Linked DNA regions of Homo sapiens: region 1 is linked to region 2. Evidence: chromatin contacts called from ENCODE Hi-C data. All regions are on one chromosome and are shown on one strand. Each heading gives the region's core, a stretch centred on a gene start or an enhancer-like site at or near the end of the contact. The rest is flanking DNA. Distances are from core to core; before and after follow the strand shown.

The links. Hi-C counts contacts between places; a loop is a spot of excess contacts on that map. Pooled maps may share reads with other maps.
Region 1: a loop to region 2 is called in a pooled map, with 16 times the contacts of the local background. The contact joins the promoter of CSNK2A2 here to the promoter of BRD7 in region 2. A Hi-C loop is called at or near these places in 4 of 50 pooled maps.

What each region holds. Positions count from the first base shown.
Region 1 is chr16:58,196,780-58,199,479 of GRCh38, reverse strand. CSNK2A2 (casein kinase 2 alpha 2) reads left to right here and starts at 1,374. Exons shown (of 12, transcript NM_001896.4): 1 at 1,374-1,847; 2 at 2,636-2,700. The coding sequence starts at 1,744. RefSeq lists silencers at 1,021-1,150, 1,201-1,470, 1,871-1,940.
Region 2 is chr16:50,367,669-50,370,522 of GRCh38, reverse strand. It overlaps BRD7 (bromodomain containing 7), which reads left to right and starts at 1,535. Exons shown (of 17, transcript NM_013263.5): 1 at 1,535-1,797; 2 at 2,225-2,433. The coding sequence starts at 1,749. RefSeq lists silencers at 1,357-1,606, 1,637-2,146.

The sequences.
Region 1 (2,700 bases), core at 125-2,624, 7.8 Mb before region 2:
GGCTCCTAGTTAAGCTTGGAGGATAGAAGGAACCAAAAGACGGATGCACGGTGGTCTCAGGGAGGGAGGAATGAGCAGAGAAAGGCCCTAGGCCTGGAAATAATCATATTGAACACATGCTATCCTAATAGTGAACACCATCCTAAGTGTTTCACATGGTTTACCTTGTTTAATTCTCCTTGCAGCCCTGTGAAGTGAGCGTTATTACTGGTTTTATGCTGTAGAATCTGTGACACAGAGAGGTTGAGTAATTGCCCTAAGGTCACACAGCTTCTAAGTAGCAGTGCTGGATAGATCTGACTCCACAGACTGTGCTCTTAGCTGTGTCAAGCAGGAAGGCCCAGGGTTTCATCCAGAAAACAGAATGTGAAAAGGGACTGGAATGAAAGCAACCTGTACTGGGTGCAGAGGTGCTGTCGATAAAGGATGAGGGATGGGAAAGGAAGACAGAAGAAAGGCCTAGAAGATCAAAGGAGAAGGGTGTTCAAGGCTGCAGGCAGCACTGGAAGCCAGGCCAGCTCAGTTGACCACCTACTCTGGGCACATCCCCAACCCAGCCTGTCCCTTCAGGTCGGATTTGCAATTCTCCTGCTCTCCCTCCTCCTAAACACAAACAGGAGATTTACACTCTCAAAGTCTCTCCCCACAAATGACTTATTAATCACAAAGGGAAAAATTGTAACTTTGCAGTGGCACAACCTGGTCAATGCCAGCTTAACCAAGTGACCAAAGTGGATATTCAGGGAAGGCTCTGGAAGGGCATTTGGGGGAAGTGTAGAAAGGTTTTGTGAGGAGCACTCTGAATGACGGGGGTAGGAAGCCTTGGGGACTGAGGAGTCTACCCTAACAGGGCAGGGTCCAGAGGGGGAAGGAGGGGTATGTCTCGGGGGAAGGGAGAAGTATTGAGGTGGGGGAGGTTCTGAGGTTTGAGTGAGGCCCTGGGGAGGGACTTGACAGTTTGGGTGACAGGAGGGTCAGAATAGGGTCAGTATGGGATGTGTTGGGTGGGTAAAAGCTGGGTGAGTGCAGGGCTGGGGATAGGGTCTCCAAGGACAGTGAAAGGGTCGGGAGTCGCGGGCGAGGGCTCTAGGGCAACGGCCAGTGGAAGGGGGGGCTCCTGTGGCGTGAAGTCAAGCCAGCCCGAGGGTGAGGCGATTTGGACAGTCCGACCTGTGGCGGCGGGAGGGCGAGGGTGGCGGAGGGCGCGAGGTAGGCGGCGGGGCGTGCCGGGGCGGGGCCGGGGCGGGGCCGGCACCGCCCGGCGGGTCCCCCCGCGCTCCAGGGGGCGCTGTGAGCCTGGGCGGCCCCAGGCCGGGCGGCGGCCGCTCCCAGTGAGCGCGGCCCCTTTTCCGGGTTTCCTCCGCCTCCTCCTCCTCTCCTCCTTCTTCTCCGCTGCCGCCGCCGCTGCCCCTTTCCCGGCCGGTGGCTGCCGCTGCCGGTGCCGCCGCCGCCGCCTCCTGGGGGCCGCGAGCCGAGCGGAGACCGCCGCGGAGCGCGAGCGCCGCCCGCCCCGCCGCCCCGCCGGCCGCTCCAGGGCCGGGCCGGCTCGGCCGGCGCCCCCCGCGCCCCCAGCCCGCCCGCCCCCGCGGGCCCGGCCTGGCGCGGCCGCCCGCCGCCGCGCTCCTCCTCCTCCTCCTCCAGCGCCCGGCGGCCCGCTGCCTCCTCCGCCCGACGCCCCGCGTCCCCCGCCGCGCCGCCGCCGCCACCCTCTGCGCCCCGCGCCGCCCCCCGGTCCCGCCCGCCATGCCCGGCCCGGCCGCGGGCAGCAGGGCCCGGGTCTACGCCGAGGTGAACAGTCTGAGGAGCCGCGAGTACTGGGACTACGAGGCTCACGTCCCGAGCTGGGGGTAAAGCCGTCGCCGCCCCCCGCCGGGCCCGCTGATCCCTGCCCCCGCCCGGCCACCCCCTGCGAACCGCACTCGGGCCCGGTGGTGTCTCCCGCCGACCCCTCCGCGGGCCCGCAGGGAGGCAGAGGTCCCGCTCTCGCACATGTCCTCGTCTTCCTCTTCCCTCCCCTTTACCCCCGTTTCGTCCCTTTCTCCCCGCTTTGCGCACCCCTTTCCCCCAAGGAATGCTTTTTTACTCGGGGAGAAGTGTGGGGTCCAGGGATCGACGCCGGGTGGAAGTGAGGGAGCTGCCCTTCCTCACACTTCTGGGTTTCCACTGGGGTGGGAAGTCAACAGCTGTCCTTTGGAGCTATTAAAATGCCCTGCCTTTTAGGTTTTCTGAGATGAGGTGGTGGGAGGAAATTTCTTAAAGACGTCCAGATTTTTAAAACAGGCATTGTCTACCTTGAAGATGTGAAACGAGAAGCAGGTGCTGGGGAGCCGCGGGGCACAGGGGGCACCCTCTAGGCCTTCAGGACGGGTGCTTTGCTCGCCCCTCTGGATTGGCTCAGAGCGTTGCCTTCCTGCCCCATCTTCCCAAGTTAGGAGAGACCAATTAGGTTAGGAGCTCTGCAGAGTGAAGGGAGCCAAGATTATGTCGTGGCTTTCATTTAGGGAATGAGTTGTGACGTGATGTATAGACACTTCCAAGTGTTTGCCTGGTGGAAGCGGCTGAATGACGTGTACAGTGGGCATAGGCTTGGTTAACCCCCAGTCCTGGCATTTATGTGTGTGTCTTCCTTTTACAGTAATCAAGATGATTACCAACTGGTTCGAAAACTTGGTCGGGGAAAATATAGTGAAGTATTTGAGG
Region 2 (2,854 bases), core at 286-2,785:
TAAGTTACAGACAGTGGATGAAAAGCTGAAACCAAGCTTTGCCCTATGCTTAGGGGGCCTAGGGGGCCTAGCTGGCTTGATTTCAGAGCAGCAGAAGGTCTCTTCCCCAACACAACCCCTCTTCCCACACCCTGATCTCTGCCTCACGGACACCAGAGAGGCTTGTTACAGGGAAATAATAGACACACACTTTTAGCTTTCATGAAAAAGCAACTCTCTTCATTAGAAGAACCTCATCTTCCCTGGCTAACCATAGAAGTCTGGCAGGAGCTGCCAATCACAGACTCCACTTCTCTTGGCCAAGGGGGTGAGGGGGTAGATTTGGCATCCAGGCCGAATCAATCTCCCATCCCCTGTCCCATAAAACATGTGACACAAGCCAAGCCAATCAGAGTCCTTCCCTGGGACTGTTTTCCAGGTGAAGCTGACAGGAAGAGATCTTTTTCCCAGTTGGTCAGGACACTATAAAGAAGAGGCCTCAGAAGCAGATGGTGGCCATGTTTCCAGCCATATAGGAAAGAAGGGGGGAGATGGAGACCGATATACAGAGAGACAAGAGAGAGAGCGAGCTGGCATGCCAGTCAACAGCATTACATCCTTGGTTCCTGTCTTCCCTCTGGCAAGCTTTATTCTTGCCCTTTCTAGACATGTAAACCAATAAATCCCTTTTTATTTACTTGAAATAATTCAAATTGGTTTCTATTAGTTGCCAACAATAGGGTCCTAAAATATAAGCCTATAATTTCACCACTGAAGTTCAAGGTAAAGCTACAAATCTTCCTGGGAGAGGTGATTCATGGGTCTAAATTGTTACTAAAGTATAAATGACTGATAACAGATCCTTTCTTAAGAGGAGACTATAATTACGAGCTTATCTGAAAACAGACAAAGCACCATACAGCTAGAAGTAAAGACAGTCAAAACGTCTGGTAACCTTCACCTATCAGCACATAAGTTTTTTTTAAGATTAGAATCTTCAGTCACCAATGTGCTGAGTTTGCTGGGTCTGGCACCCAGTATGGGGTTCAGTCAATATCGTAAAAGGGAAGAAACAGAAGCAAGGGAAAGTGGAAAGAAAGGAAGAGTGGGGGAAGGAGGAAGGGGAAAAAAAGAAAAGAAAAAAAGAGGGAAGGAGACGGGAAGAGGAGAAGGAAGGGTGATGAGGGAGGAAGAAAAGAGAGAAGGAAGGCTTGAAGGGAGGCAGTAAGGAGGGAAGAAAGAAAGGAAGGAAGGAGGAAGGAAGGGAAGAAGGGAAAGAGAAAGAAAGAGAGGGAGGGAGTAAAAAGAAGGGAGGGAAGTGGAGACGGAGGGAGAGACACACAGAGACAGAGACAAGACAGACAAATTGAGGGGAAAGGGAGGAAGGAAGAAAGACGAGAGTCTGAGCGGTGGATCCCGCCCCGGCCCCGCCCTCGGCCCCGCCCCCGGCCCGCGAGCTGCAGCACCACCTCCGGTCGCCAGGGGCCGCCACCCGCAGCCGCCGGCACCCTGTGCGCGCGGCGGGCCTTCTTTCCCGCCTCTGCGCCGGCCGCGCGCCCCCCCCGCCGCCGCTCTCGGGCTCCGGCCGGGTCTCGCGCGCCGTCTTCTCGAGAGGGGCATCGCGCCGCCCGGCGCGCGCCGCCCCCCTGCCTCGCGGCGCGGGGTCTCGCGGGCCCCGCTCCCGCCCTCCGCTCGCCTGGCCCGGACCGGAAGCGGCGCCGCACGGCCTGGGCCTGGCGCGGGGGGCGGGCACCGGGGCCCGGTCGGACATGGGCAAGAAGCACAAGAAGCACAAGTCGGACAAACACCTCTACGAGGGTGAGGAGGGGGCCGGGGTGCGGGCGGCGGGCCCTCGGCGGCTCTGCCGGGCTTCCGCTCTTTCCCAGTGGCTCCGGGGCGGCCCGGGGCCCTTCCTTCCCACGGCAGGCCCAGGCCGGCGAAGGGGGCGCGTCCTGCCGGAGGCCGCGCTGCCCCCCGTGCGGCCGCGGCATTCGAACCCGGGTCCCCCTGGTCCGGTGGGTCTCTGGTGGGGAGACGTGAGGCGGGCCCGGGAGGCCTGGGAGCGTTCGGGGCGGGCGGCGCCGCCGCACCCCCGGGCCGGGGTCCGTCATTCAACAGGTGCTTCGCGGAGCGCCCAAAGCCGCCTCGGGCTTGCTGCGCCTTGGCGCTCTGCATCCTTAGCACTCCCTGGAGAGCCCCGATTTTAATCGACGCGCTTTCCTTTCTTTTCTTTTCTTTTTTTAAGAGTATGTAGAGAAGCCCTTGAAGCTGGTCCTCAAAGTAGGAGGGAACGAAGTCACCGAACTCTCCACGGGCAGCTCGGGGCACGACTCCAGCCTCTTCGAAGACAAAAACGATCATGACAAACACAAGGACAGAAAGCGGAAAAAGAGAAAGAAAGGAGAGAAGCAGATTCCAGGGGAAGAAAAGGGGAGAAAACGGAGAAGAGTTAAGGTACAAGTGGTTACATTGCTTTGGCTTTGCGGACGGCACTGCCTCTTCCAGGTGCCAACCTCATTTTATTTTCTTTGTATCTGGGGAAAACAAACGCCTCTAAGATCTGGCTCGTTTGAGGAGGAGCAGGACAGAATAGAGACATGAATCATCTATGAGTTTCAGCAAGTCGTTTTTGGATTATACTCTTAGGCAATTGTACTCGCACATCAGGTGAGGAAGCAGCTAAGTCCAAATTTTGAGGAGCTGCTTCAAAGAATGGTTTTTCCATCTAGGCAGGGTAAAAAGTCATGCTCAAGAAAGCCTCAGTGTTCAAGGATTGTCAAAAATAGTCATTTCAGAAGCGAGTGGGATCTACTGGGGTTTAAAGTTTGTTCTGAAATAAATATTATAATGCCAAATCTGTAATGAGCAACTTTAA